Regions from separate parts of the Homo sapiens genome. Here regions 1 and 3 are each linked to region 2. A link is a loop called in an ENCODE intact Hi-C map of the cell type or tissue named here. Cell type or tissue: B cell. All regions are shown on one strand. Region 1 overlaps UST (uronyl 2-sulfotransferase). Region 2 has its middle 170 kb from the start of UST. Region 3 has its middle 46 kb from the start of UST.

Region 1 (5,000 bases), 290 kb after region 2:
GTGCTAGCAGCGAGTGAGGCTCCATGGGCGTGGGACCCTCCGAGCCAGGCGTGGGATGTAATCTCCTGGTGTGCCATTTGCTAAGACCATTGGAAAATCGCAGTATTAGGGTGGGAGTGACCTGATTTTCCAGGTGCCATGCGTCACAGCTTCCCTTGGCTAGGAAAGGGAATTCCCTGACCCCTTGCACTTCCCGGGTGAGGCGATGCCCCGCCCTGCTTCGGCTCATGCTCCATGGGCTGCATCCACTGTCCGACAAGCCCCAGTGAGATGAATCTGGTACCTCAGTTGGAAATGCAGAAATCACCCGTCTCTGTATTGCTCACTCTGGGAGCTGTAGACTGGAACCGTTCCTATTCATCCATCTTGGAACTTCCAACACTTTGCATCTTTCAATCCAATCAAGTTGACGCTCAATATTAACCCTCACCGGAATGTTATGTGTTGAGGCAATAATTAATAGTTATCCTTGGTTGTTTCAGAAAATGTCATGATTAATAGTTATAGTAAAGGGAGGAATTGTAACTTGACAAAATAGTTTGGTCTAGTGTCCAGTTTACAGGGCATTGAGATGGTTTTCTGGTTTCCCTTGTTTTGCCCTCAGTACACAATGCTCAGTATTCAGAAAGGCTGATGTCTATTTTCTCCACAAGTGCTAATAAAAATTTTTAAAATGTGGTGTGCATTATTTATATAGTTGTTTTATTCATAAAAGATTTAAAATCTAGGTAAGCTAACTCAAAATGCGACTTTGTACTCTGCGATTTTTAGGCCTAGAAGTGGTCATGACTGTGAACATTATGTTGGCTTGGAACCTTTAAAAGTTCATTTGGTCTGTACTGCAGGTGGCATTTGGATGAAAGCACAGGTGGTACATACAGTACTTCGATGACTCCATCTGTTTGGTGTGGCATGTTTAAGAATGACTTCTGTTAAAGGGATTTGACTCGAAATGCAAGCCCTCTTTCCTGGCGTGTTGGTCATTTTTGTGACATTAGTGGTGGAAAAGAAGCTCAAAATGGTCTCTGGAGTGGAGTAACAGCAGGGCTTACTTTTGAAATTGTCTTTCAAATGCCCTTTTGGGCATGGGGTCACCGTGTTTAAAGCTTTTGAAAGACTCCCCACAGAAATGAATCAAGTGTTGCATTTTCAGTGTGGTGTCCAATTTTGTGATCAGAGGTACTGTAGAGGAAAGTCGGGTGTTTTCTTAAATTCCTTTTTCTTTTTGGAAAAGTCATTTACTTATTACGTTTAATATAAAGAATGTTTTAAAAAGAGAGAGAGAGAGAGAGAAAACACCTGGTTGTTAGACAAGCTGGCTCCATGCCAAAGTGAAATGAAACATACAGCAATCAAATGTCATTAGCATCCAGGTCCGGCATTGACCCATTCTTTCCTTGCTGAAATTGTGTGTGTGTGTGTGTGTGTGTGTGTGTGTGTGTGTGTGTGTGTGTGTGAATTCAGAGAAGAGGCAAATTAATGTGGCTTAGAGTGTTGAAAAATGGACTTAAGAAAGAAAATGGGGATAGGAATGGCTAAAATTTGGATAGGTGGAAAGATGGGATAAAAACACTCCAGGTGAGGAAACAAACTTTTGTTAACTTGACTTTGAATATTTTGGGGACTATGCATGGAATGTATGTCTGAGGCTTTTAAATTGAGAAAGCATGCTTCGTTAGACAATTATCTCTTACATGTATGCACAGCCTTATGTGACATTATTTATATAACTTTAGAATATATGTGTGTGTATGTATATGTATATGTGTGTGTATGTATATATATATACAAATACATATACATATTGGGGAAAGAAAGAATTAATTAGACTTTAAATTCTTCCCTGCTTTTTTCCATGACAATATTGATTATTTTATAATCAATATTTAGTGATAACTAAATATATTTAGTGATAACTAAATAAATTTAGTGATAACTAAAAAATGAAATAACATAGTTTAGAAAACCTACGATGAGCTCCCAAACCTTATTTCTCTCGTTTATTTATTTGAAAGACATTTTTCAAAATCTGCCCCTTTATTAAATTGCTGATGTTATACAGACAGAAAAAACCAGTAGTCGGGGGTAGATCTGCAAAATAAGGACGTCAACTATGGGCTGTGGAAACCGGCTCTTCCAAATCTGTGCTGCCCCTACCATTGGCTAGTTGTCCCTTCCTGGGGAAATTTTTTGACCCCTTGAGGGTTGTTTCCTCGTCTACAAGATGCGAAAACAACATCCACCTGAAGATTGAATGAGAGCACTACCTAGTGAGTTGCCTAATGAACAACTCATGATAGACATAATAAATGCCAGTTGCATTCTATTTTCCTGTACCTCAGAAAAATATCAAGGCTTCCCTACCTAAACATTCATTTTCCACTGCTTCATATCTCTATTAGCTAGTATAACTTCATTCTCTCTTTCCAGCTTTCATCAGCACAATTTCATTATAATATTAATTTCTCATTTATAACCCCGTGTTATTGTTTTTATTCTCCTTACAAGTTGTTTTTGCTTCAATGCCTCTTTGTACTATCATGAAATATATTTCCTCCATTGCTGAGTGATCTCTTCAATTATTCTCTGTTACATGTACCTTCCTTTGATTTATCTTTTTACGACCTCCACAAGGCATTTTTTTTTTCTTTAGGTTTGTAATGGCTTTGCTTGATTCTGAAACGGTCATGGCCTCGAGGGCAACCAGAGTCTTGTTCTTACTGCCTGCTCTATGGCTTCTCTAGTAAAACCTCAGCTGTGAAAGCAAGTATCTTTCACTTCTCCTATGCTCAACTAACTTCAGTCTTTGTGTCCTGAGATCAGACAATCTCACATCCACGTAACCCCAGGTCCTACCACTGCACTGGGCATAAACCAACACATTTGCCTGCTAGTCACAGTAGAGAAAAATCTGTGAAACCTTTGTCATTTGGCAGGCACAAAGTCATTCTTGAGAGAAAAACCCAGTTTGCATTAATCAAACAGCTTTCCCTTCCCATTTCTACCTTTCTTTGAGGCATTGTTGAATACACACACACACACACACACACACACACACACACACACACACATATATATGTACGTATGTATGTATTTTTGAAAGCCATTTTATTTGTAAAATTCTGTGCTATAGCACCGACTCTTTATAAAGAGTCATACCCATGTTAAAATGTCTTCTTGATATCATTAATATCCTTCTTCTTGATATTTATTATTCATACTTTGATATGGTTTGGCTGTGTCCCCATCCAAATCTCATCTTGAGATTGGGTGGGATGGAGCTGGTGAGAGATAATTGAATCCTGGGGGCAGTTTCCCCCATACTGTTCTCGTGGTAGTGAATAAGTCTCGTGAGATCTGATGGTTTGATAAGGGGAAACCCCTTTCGCTTGGCTCTCATGCTCTCATCTGCCACCATGTAAGATGTGCCTTTCACCTTCCGCCCTGATTGTGAGGCCTCCCCAGCCACGTGGAACTGTGAGTCTATTAAACCTCTTTTTCTTTATAAATTATCCAGTCTCAGGTATGTCTTTATCAGCACCATGAGAACAGACTAATACACACTTGTTTGTAGGATTGAAATCTACATGATAAATAAGGTGATTTTTAAAAGATGAGCAGTTTGCTGTGCTTGTTGCTGTAAGGGATCTTCAGGGAGTCCCTGAATCTGAGAATTGGAAGTAAGGTTGGAAGATCATCCTGTGCCTCCCTCCATCCAACACAGTAATCTTCTTAATGTCTCAGTCAGAGGCTGTTCATCACTGATGAGCCTGCCACTGATGAGCAGTCCTGGCATCATCACTTCCTCTGCAAAGGACACTGTGATCTGAGGCCCCACTCCATGTCAGGCCACTCCTTAGACAAAAGCTCTGTCTTCTGATGAGCTTCTGCTCCCTTTTGCACCATGATAATGACTTTATTTTTAGTAAGGATAGACTCACTCAATTGATGTTTTCTGCTGTTGGGGAAAAATTGTTTTATTAAGAAGCATTTTCCAACAAGTAAGTTGATGTTAAGTAGGCTTGGATATATTTGGAATTCACGAATGTGTTTTCTCCATTAGTTCCCTGAAAACCAGAAAACTTGACGTTTGTTTTAATGCAAAGATGAACTCTGGTTTTGTCCAACAGAGCTAGTGCTGGCCTTTGCTTTCAAGCCCTGTAATCTGCATCAACCCTCAAATTCAGTGATTCAAAAGTGAGTGACTCACTTCGTCTTTGAAAAGACCGTGAATATTTCTAGATTTATGAGCAATTCAAAACAGCCAGGCTTTTAGAAGGGATTTCCCAACTCATTTTGTTGAAAGGTAGGACTAAGACTTCTCTAGAAAAGAAACCGATCTACTAAGTACTAAAGAGTATTTATGAGCCACGGTAGACTTTATTTTTCAGAATCATACTACAAGTGTAGGAATACCCAAACCCTGCCAGGGTTTTGAAAATTACATTAATTTATGCCCAGGTATAACCCCCCCATCATAAATCCTGAAAAATGTGCAGGAAGACTGTGACAGGCCATTCTAAGAGCGTAACAAGGGCTACATCTTTCAGCACCAGACTGATGTTTATGTATGTGACTACTTGGAAGATGTTTTACTTAATGTACCATGTTCTTAAATTGGCTCTATTTTAAATATAATCGTAAGAGTTACACTTTATGTTTGTATGCCAGGTAGTTTATAAATGATGATTTTAACCACTCCCCGTTTCACACCACCCCAGCCTTATGAGGTAAGTTTTATTCTTCCTGCTTTACCTCTAGGGAAACTAAAACTCAGAAACTGCAAGACCTTGCCAAGGTTACGTCCAATAAGTAGATCACTACCTTGGGCTGTTGGCTGCCATACTCACATTCTTCCCCTGCATTCTTTCCCTTGTGCCTTCAGCCTATCTTTGGAAAGGAATTTCTGATGTTAAGGCACCTATTTGTTTGGCTTTGGTGTAGTTTTGTTTTTTGGTGTTGTGTTTATCTGTGCATAGAGTAACATATGGAGGTCTGGG
Region 2 (5,000 bases):
ACTGACACTATCATTAGGTCAGTTGCCTCATGTCACTGCCAACCCCAAGGAAAGAGTTCCACAACATCGCAGGGCAGGGGGTGACAGTGTCCCTCATTCATTTGTTCTCTGGTGAGTTTCCAAGGCATTGTTGTTTCTATGTGACCACGGAAGTGGTTTTCAAGATCATATTGCCGAATTTCACTGAAAGGATCCTCATGGAATAGACAAGTCAACACTCATCATGCAAGCCCAATGAACAACCAACCAGAAAGTGACACCATGGACAAGTGGTCCCAGAGTGATTTGTCAACTCTATAATGATATGGTAGAAAAAAAACCGTTTATATTTTATAAGAAGTTGGTCCAAAGAATTCAAAATTATCAAGAAAAGACTCAAAATAGGCACTCAGATCCATTTTCTGAAACAAAGAACCTTAACCTAGGTGTATAGGGTGCCTTGAGAAATTGGCAATTGGCTGTGTAAAGCTTCCTGGAAAAGCAAGACATTTTCAAATTGAGTATCTAGAATATGAAAATAGACCTTTATAATCGGTATAATGAACGAGATGACATTTATTTCTAGATTTCTAAATAGTATACTTACAGAACTATTTTTGTTAACTGGAACATTATCTATTGATTTTCTGTTATGCTAGATGGAAATTTAGTACTTCTCTATTCCCTACCCTTCTTCCTTTCTTTCCAATCCCATGGTAGTTATATCCCACTTTTAGCCAAAGCAATAAAGGTACAGGTAATTGACGTTAGTAGGTTCCTGTAAATAACATTGATTGCAAAACCTAAGTAATACACTATTATCATGTTTTCATTCTTGCAAAATGTTTTGTTTTCCTGAAATTATCATGGTTTTCCTTTCTATATACTGAGACTTAATTTTTTTTCTGCTTTGGATTATTTAGCTATCAATGGATTTTTGTAAATGCTGAAGAATATCAGATGGTCTATCATTTTATTATTGTTTATATTTCTCTAAAGACCCCCCTGTAGTGCCCATTCTCCACATACAGTCTAAACCATTTGCTTTCTGGGCTGCTATATAGTGTTATGCTGTATTATCCTAGGCTGATTGCAGAACTAGATGGAAAAGTGGGTTGGAGCAAGACAGTTAAGAGGTTGGTTTGCCACAAAGAGTTTGGATTCCTTTAAGTCACTGGAGAACCATAAGAAGTGATAAGATGAAAGTAGTGTTTGACAGTGTCATTGTACCAGAGTAACTGTGGGTCAAGGAGGCTGTGTCTATCCTGAATTTCATGGTTTCAGGCTGCTTTTACCTACACACTGTTCTTCCTTAGAACTGCCATACATACATTTAAGCTATACAAGCAATAATATAGAGTAACTAAGCAAAGGCTGATCCTGAATCTAACTCTTAGGCACTTACAGTGGGAGGAAAACAATCTCTGATAAAAAGTAATGGATAAGGAATCTTCAATGTCACAGAAATTCAAAGTTCACATCAATGTAAATGTCTAAATTTCTTCATACACGTAACACTTTTCAACACTCCATGTCAGGACAGGCATTATTTAAAATGTCAACTTTGGACCAGGTACAGTGGCGCACACCTGTAATCCCAGCACTTTGGAGGGCTGAGGCGGGTGCATAATTTGAGCTTCATTTTGAAAACAGCCTGGAAAACATAGTGAGACCTCATCTCTACAAAAAAATTAATAAATTAGCCAAGCATGGTGGCGTGTGCCTGTAGTCCCAGCTACTCGGCAGGCTGAGGTGGGAGGATTACTTAAGCCCAGCAAGTGGAGGCTGCAGTGAGCTGTGATCGCACCACTGTACTCCAGCCTGGGCAACAGAGTGAGACCCTGGGCAACAGGGTGAGATTCAGAAAAATAAAAGTAAAATGTAAAGTATAAAGTCTGAAATAAAGCTGATCAGGACCATTCAAAAGACTACTGAGACAACTTGAATTTTACAGGCAAGAGATAGCTGGAGAAAATTTGTTCTGATGGCCACATCACAGCAGGCAGAACCAGAAGAGCCACCCATGCCACTCTTTGGCCCCCTCAATCTACTTTTGTCCTCTTCTATGTTTTTTTCCATGTATATTACTAAAGCTATATTATTGTAAATGCCATAATGTCTTATATACTTTATAATTTTCCAATGCTTTCACAAAAATCCTATTAAGCCTTTTGACAGCATATTTGGTAGACAGATAGGGTCAGCTATGTAATTCCCGTTTTTGCAGGAAAGGAAGCTGGGACTAAAAGAGGCTTAATGGCTCGCTAAGAATTCCATCTGGTTGGCAGCTTCAACAGCTTGGAGGAGTGGAGTCTTTAACCATAGACAGTTTTATATTTGTCCCCCAAAACTCCTTGTCTTTCTTTCCCATTTCACCCCCAGTTCTTTTGTTCCCTCTCTTCTTGAACACATCTATACAATGATCTATATTGTTATAGAAGAAATCTGTTGTTTTTGATATTTATGAAGTTTGTTTTCTGTTGTTATTCATTTTAAACAAACAATATTTTAATAATTATGAAGATTGATACATATAATCATTTAATATTTTAATTAATTTAAACAGAAATTAAGATAGATCATAATTTATATTTTAAACATATGTAATATTTAATAATTTTAATCAAATGATTTTAAATAATTAATAATTTAAAATAATAATTTTTAAAGTAAAGTTATTTTTTTCCTTAATAAGCTCATTCTTTTTATGTGTATATGGTTCTTAACTTTCTTCCCCCAACTCTGCCCTGAGATTCATGTGGTTATTGGTGAGGGGAATTCCCACTCCTGAAGCAAAGTCTAAATGTGTGCCCTTGGACCTCTTGCTCACACGTTCAGCTTTGTGATTCAGAAAACCTGGTACTCATCATTCTGAATGTATACAAGAATTTAGAAATTCAGGCTGGGCATGGGTTACCTACTTCCCCAAAAGATTCTTTGAATCTACAAAAGCATTTCCCACTGAATTTGTATACATATCAAGCTAATTGTATTTTTAATTCAATTCAATTCAGTTGTCATCAATGCAACTTAAGAAAATCACATTTTCTGGGTTCTGGTTTATTCCAGCAGCCTGTGCGGAGCTATGAAGCCTGACCACACAGTGGTGCTGACGCCCTTCAAGTGACACGGGGCAGCTCCACAGCGCTGCTCCTGGGGACAGTGTGAAGGAGGCAGCGGCCCTCCAAGCAGCAAGGAGTTCTGTGGAAATGAGGCAGCGACTTTGTTTGAGCTCTGCCTGCCTTAGGGAAGAATGAGGACGTCACCTCATGATGAAGACAGTCCCAGCAGTAATCCATCACCATGTCACCTTCATCTGTTTTGGTTAATGTTTGTTGAGATCCAGGGCATCAGCCCTCCCAACTCACAAGTAAAGAATATCTGTACATGCATAGAAAAGCGTCCTGAGTGGTGGCTGCCGGACTCCGATTTGACACAGACAATTCTCTGTAGGTGACTGTGCCATGTGGACCTAATCCTGAGTCATAGATTGTCTACCTGGGGTCAATTTGGCCCATGCACATGTTTTGTTTCACTTGTAGTGTTAACGTTTTGTAAACATTAAGTATCAACATTTTAGAATGAAGAGTCCGGTGTTTCCATTTCTATTGAAAAATAGGTAAATCTGGCAAGAGCCACCCCAAATTTTTGCAGGGCAGCTGTGAGGCTGGACTGGACATGTGCTCTTCAGTTTCTGTGGACCCCACTGGCCAGCCTGGCATATTCAGGTCCTGCTTTGACACCACAGGATTAGAGTAAGTGGCTCTTGTCCCAACGTCTTCCCTTAGGGACCTAGTCCCCTTCTCAGCCCAGGCTGTGTGCTTTGGTCTGCCTTGGAGCACCTGTATGTGTGCTTTTTGGGGGAGGAGTTCAACCACTTCTCTATGATTTGCTTATCCTTTTAGTAAAAATAAATTGTATTTGGTATATTTGAGGTTTACAACATGATGTTATGAGACATGTATAGATAGTATAGTGGTTACTTTCCACTGATATACATATGCCACATTTTCTTTATCCATTTATCCTCCAGTGGACACTTAAGTTGTTTCCATCTCTTAATTATGATGAATAATGCTGCAATTAACATGGGAGTGTAGATATCTTTACAAGGCGGTGATTTCATCTCTTTTTTGGTATATCCCCAGAAGAGGAACTGCTGGATCATGTCATAGTTTTATTTTTAATGTTTTTAGGAACTTCCATGCTGTTTTTTTTATAATGTTCCAATCTTCATTCCCACCAGCAATGTACGACGGTTTTCTTTTCTCCACACTCCCATCAACATTTGTTGTCTCTCATCTATTTGATAACAGCCACCCTAACAGGTGTGAGGCATTATCTCATAGTGGTTTTAATTTGCATTTCCCTGATTGTGATGTTGAGCACTTTTTCATATACATGTTGGCCATTTTTATGTCTTCTTTGGAGAAAATTCTGTTCAAGTCCTTTGCCCATTTTTAATTGGATTATTTGTTTTTCTCCTATTGAGTTGTAAGAGTTCCTTATACATTTTGGGCATTAACCCCTTATTAGATATGTGGTTGGCAAATATTTTTTCCCAGTCTGTAGGTTGCCTTTTCATTTTGCTGGTTTTTTCCTTTGTTGTGCAGGAGCCTTTTAGTTTGATGTAGTCCCATTTATTTATTTATTTTTGCTTTAGTAGCCTGAGCTTTTGGTGTAATATTTAACAAATCATGGGAGGCCGAGGCGGGCGGATCACGAGGTCAGGAGATCAAGACCATCCTGGCTAACACGGTGAAACCCCATCTCTACTAAAAAAGTACAAAAAATTAGCTGGGCGTGGTGGCGGGCGCCTGTAGTCCCAGCTACTCGGGAGGCTGAAGCAGAAGAATGGCGTGAACCCGGGAGGTGGAGCTTGCAGTGAGCCAAGATCCCACCACTGCACTCCAGCCTGGGCAACAGTGCAAGACTCCATCTCAAAAAAAAAAAAAAAAAATCATTTCCAAAACCAATGTCTAGGAGCTTGTCTCCTACATTTTTTTCTAAAAAGTTTATGG
Region 3 (5,000 bases), 120 kb after region 2:
CCCCGGTTGCCACCCGCGCCTCTCCCTCCACACCTCACGGCAAGCTGAGGGAACTGGCTCTGGCCTTGGCCAGCCCAGAAAGGGGCTCCCACAGCGCAGCGGCAGGCTGAAGGGCTCCTCAAGTGCAGCCAGAGCGGGCGCCAAGGCCGAGGAGGCACCGAGAGCAAGCGAGGGCTATGAGGGCTGCCAGCATGCTGTCACCTCTCAACACTGCTGCAGTTTCCTCCCAGGCCCACCTCTATTTAGGGTCAGGCTGGCTGGAGAGGATTCACCTCTCAGCCTTGCTTCAGAGCCTCCTTGGCTTCCTCTGGAGCACTTCCTGGAAGATCTACTGCAGACCCTGCTAGGGCATGGGAGAATATCTGGACTTCTTGGGCACCACGCATGGGCTCAGGGTGAAAGGGGTGGGTTGGAGAGGTATTTCTTAAGCAGTTAAATCCATGATCTACTGCTCTTCTTTTTTTGACCCTTCAGTTACTTTGTTCACTTCTCTAAAGGATTTACATATTTTGAGTTGTTTTTTTTTTTTTCAAAGACAGGGTCTTGCTCTTTTTTTTCAAAGGCAAGGCCTATCTCCAGGCTAGAGTGCGGGTGGTGCGATCATAGCTCACTGCAGCCTCGAACTCCTGGGCTCATGGGCTCAAGTGATCCTCCTGCTTCAGCCTCCTGAGCAGCTGGGATTATAGGCATGTGCCATTGCATCTGGCTAATTTTTTTTAAAGTTTTTTGTAGAAATGAGGGGTCTCACTTTGTTGTCTAGACTGGTCTCAAACTTCTGGCTTCCAAGGATCCTCCCCTGGCTTCCAAGGATCCTCCCCTATGTTAACTCTCTTCATCTTCACAGCAACCTTATAGAGTACATGCTATTAACACCCTGAGGTTATGGATGAAGAAACAGGTGCAGCGAATGGGTGATTTGCCTAAGGTTGGGCAACAAATCAGAAACAGGTAGGATTTGAGCCCAGGAATCCTGGTATCAGAGTCTGTACTCAGAAATGCTAGGCAGAGAGAAAATTCTTGAACTTTGAGAGTAGGCTGTTAAAATGTGATTATTCAACAAGAAATTTCTCTTCTAAATAAATTATTTAGATGTTAAAAATTCTTCTGACATGAGCAAATACTCTTGACAATAGTTCAGAGAATCTAGGTCAGACCTTTTACTCTGCTAACCTAGTTCTTCACTAAAAAGCAACATCTACTACCGTTATTACCAATAATTAAAATAATAATGGCAATGACTTCATGGACCTGCTGCTTATAAACTTCACTGATATGATAGTATAGTAAATATAATTTGTTCAGAATTAGGAGGCTGACCTCTAGTGTCATGATTTTAATTAGCTGGATGTTAATAAATATTGGGATAGTTTTTAGTGCTGTAAGTTTTTTTTTTTTAATAAAAAGTCTTCTCCTTGAATACTTGTGATTTTTTTCATTCTTTTTTCTTTTCTTCCCTTAAGAAAGCAAATATTTATTTCACATACAGAGAAATTAGTCACTCTGTTTTCATTGTTCCTTTATTTTTACATCTCTAATTTAATCTTGTATTAATTCCCAAAAGCAATTGTGCAATTTTGGGTTTTTCTGAAATACGTCTCATTCATTCCCTAAAGCTTTGGAAATGCTCCATGGTGCTCCTTTCCCCAAGCCTTTTTGCATTTTAAAAAATTCCCTTTCTGTTTTAGAGCCAAACTTTGCCCTTGTCCCAAACTTCTATATTTTAAAAATACTCTTGTCTTATTTTCTAATGATTGGGTGAATTTCATTTCTACCACTTTTCTATTTTTTTTTCCCTGGATTGTTTTGGTGATTCAATTTCTGGGCTCCAAATATATAGTTGCCAGATTTTTACTGCTATTGGCCATAAAATCCTGCCCAGTCACTGGGCTGTAAAAAAGCAGATGCAAAATTGCTCCTACTGTCGGCTGCCAGCTGTGTAGTCCCGCAGCCAGAGGCAGAGAGGCCGTATTCCCCCCACTTTCCTTAGATTCAGGAGCCTGTTCAATACGCATTGCCTATGTCACGACCTGCATAGCTGCCTGTCAGTAACCGCCTAGGGCTCTTATTTGTGTAAATAAGTTAGTTTCATTTTCATTTTGTTTGAACTTCCACATTGCCACTACATAGAGAATGTTTTCTTTATCTTTTCCTACTGAGTTGTAAATAATTGTTACCCTAATCTTGCAGATACAATGATGCTGCCTTGATTCTGGTGTGTTAGGTTCAGTTCACAGGAGCTACTCTCCTTTTCAAAGCAAGCAGCATCAGCACACTGATTCTTGGCTGGAATTCGGAGACCCGGAGACCTGGGCAGGAGACAGAAGCAGCATTGTATGAAAGGATGAAAGAGAGACAAGAGGCAGCATCCTGGGTGTGAAACGAAAATAATATCATCTGTCTTGTCCAAATGAACTGGCAATGCAAGGGGGCCAACCATAGAAAGAATCTATGTGGTAAGCAATGGAGTAGAAACCAGATCAGATGAACGGCCAAAATGCATGTTTATTTTCTCATTGGATTCTCATGGTCTCACCTCCATGGAGAGACAGAACTAGAATTTGACCCATGCAGTGTGACCAGAGGGCCTGGACGCCAAGTCTCTGCTTGACTGCCCTGGTTTACGGTCTTTGAGAGGTTATTTTCTGCCCAAGAGCATCCATTAGTACATGGGAATCCAGACTTGGAACATGCTCTGTCTGGCTCCAGAGTCCTCTAGGTTTTCAAATATTCTACTGAGATTGAGGCAAAGGCTCAGGAAGCATCCCCTGAGCTGGAAAGGGCTGCTGTAATTGGTTTTCATAGGACACCTGTATAGTGGGCTGTTGACCCAGCTTGTACACAGTCTCAGTGAGGGTGATTTTTTTAAGGCTTATTTGTGTTTTTGCTTATATCATGGCCCTTTAGAATACTCATTTGATTGCCTTGTAGTGGTTGTTATTTTTCATTTATTTTGAGTGGGTATGTTATTTTCCTTTCTGGCTGCTTCTTTTCCTGCCATTTTGGGGTTTGACCCAATCTACTACAAAATATAGATGTTCCTAGTATTTTTTTTCATGTATTTAAGCCTCTTCTAGTGTGTTCATGTGTTTAATGTCAAAGCTTCTGTCTTACCCCAAAGTTTATATGGTTATATGATTATATCTCTCCCTTTACCCTTTCTTTGGAATCGATTTTTAAAAAATTAATAGACTTCATTTCTTTTAGCAATTTTAGGCTTACAGAAAAACTGGGCAGAAAATACAGAGCTCCTATATTCACCTTCCCCACTCCCACACACCGTTTGTGGAAAAGACTATCTTTTTTCCACTAAATTGACTTTTCTCATTCATCAAATATCAGTTGACCTTATTTGTTTGGATCTATTTCTAGGCTCTGTACTCTGCTCCACTTATCTGTCTATTCTTTCACCAATACCATGCTGTCTTGATTATTGTAGCTTTATAGTACTTCCTGGAGTTGGATAGTGTAAGGCCTCTGATTGTATTCTTTTCTTTCTTACTTAATGAAACCCAATACTGGGTTGGCTATTCTGGGTCTTTTGCCTTTCCATACAAACTTTAGAACTAGTTTGTCAAAATTAAAAAAAATTTTTAAACCTTTACTGGTATTTGGATTGTAATTTCATTTAATCTATAGATCCAGTTGGGAAGAAGGGATATTTGACAATATTAAATCTTATCCATGTCCATGGTGTATCTCTCCATTTATTCATATATTCTTTGGTTTCTTTCATCAGAGGTTTATAGCTTTTATCATATAAATCTTATACATATTTTGTTAGATTTATACCCATTTTTTGGTGTGAATGTAAATGGCATTATTTCTTAATTTCAAATTCCAGTTGTTCATTGTTGATATGTAAGAAAGCAATTAACTTTTAAATATTAATCTTGTATCTGCCAACGTTTACATAATAGCTTACTAATTCCAGAAGGGGATTTTTGTTGTTGCTGATTCTTTCGGATTTTCTACACAGACAATCATACCATCTATATACGAAGACAGCTTTATTTCTTTCTTCCCAATCTGTATGCTTTTAATTTCTTTTTCTTGTCTTATTGCACTAGTTAGGACTTCCAGCATGATCTAAAATAAGACTGGTGAGAGCAGATATCCTTGCCTTCCTAAATTAAAAGGAAAGCATCTAGTTTCTCTTCATTAAGTATGAAGTTAGCTGTAGATTTTTTGTACATGTCCTTTATCAGTTTGAGAAAGTTTCCCTCTATTCCTAGTTTGCTTGGAGTTTTTACCGTAAGTGGATGGTGGATTTTGTTAAATTCTTTTTCTGCATCTATTGATATGATCATATAATTTTTCTTCTTTAGCCTGTTGTTGTGATTGAATACATTATGATTTTCAAACATTGAACTAGTCCTGCATATCTGGAGTAAATCCCATTTGGTCATGGTGTATTGTTTGTTTTATACATTGTTGGATTCAATTTACTAATATTTTGTTGACGATTTTTGCATCCATTTTCCTGAGAGATACTAGTCTATTGTTTTCCTTTCCTGTAATGCCTTCATCTGGTTTTGGCATTAAGGTTAGGCTGGTTTCATCGAATGAATTAAAACATATTTTCCTCTGTTTCTCTTTTCTCCTTGTTTGTTTTTACTTCTAGCTTTTTTTTTCCCATGCATCCAAAAATGGTCAATAATTCTAAACTCATGTCTATTAAACATGGCTTGCCTTACCCTGTATGTTGCATCGTATTTTATGCAAGGAAACAGGGACAACTGTTAGCTTTTAATCATTTTGTGTCCTGATGCTTTAACACCGTGGCTTCTTTTTCTAAAACTCCCATCTAAGCCAGAAATGTCTTATTATCAGCAATAGCATAAAGAAAAATTTTCTGAAAGTCATCTTTGTCTTGGATATCATCTCAAAATCAATTGTCAATAATTCTATCTTTTTGGCATCATTGTAAATCAAGCAAAGTAGCTTTCAGAAAATTTCCCTTATAGGAATAATGCTTAACTGAAGAGATGTATACTCAGAGA

The links. Peaks named below come from ENCODE experiments on the same cell type or tissue, not always from the same donor. Only the 100,000 strongest peaks of a DNase experiment are listed, where the experiment ranks them.
Region 1: a loop joins it to region 2, with 3 times the contacts of the local background. A loop is called at or near these places in 3 of 110 quality-filtered maps.
Region 3: a loop joins it to region 2, with 12 times the contacts of the local background. A loop is called at or near these places in 13 of 110 quality-filtered maps.

The regions. Positions count from the first base shown.
Region 1 is chr6:148,864,258-148,869,257 of GRCh38, forward strand. The region is part of intron 1 of UST (uronyl 2-sulfotransferase); the gene reads left to right. Among named protein-coding and RNA genes, the nearest start is that of UST-AS1, 98 kb to the right of the region's middle. RefSeq lists an enhancer at 1-99 and silencers at 2,873-2,922, 4,676-4,970. In B cell, no CTCF peak of the experiment used is centred here; DNase peaks (open chromatin) are centred at 2,184 and 2,794; H3K4me3 peaks cover 1,014 bases; H3K27ac peaks cover 1,084 bases.
Region 2 is chr6:148,575,261-148,580,260 of GRCh38, forward strand. No RefSeq gene overlaps it. Among named protein-coding and RNA genes, the nearest start is that of UST, 170 kb to the right of the region's middle. In B cell, CTCF peaks have their summits at 3,071 and 3,273; a DNase peak (open chromatin) is centred at 3,111.
Region 3 is chr6:148,698,938-148,703,937 of GRCh38, forward strand. No RefSeq gene overlaps it. Among named protein-coding and RNA genes, the nearest start is that of UST, 46 kb to the right of the region's middle. In B cell, no CTCF peak of the experiment used is centred here; a DNase peak (open chromatin) is centred at 2,054; H3K4me3 peaks cover 1,106 bases; H3K27ac peaks cover 688 bases.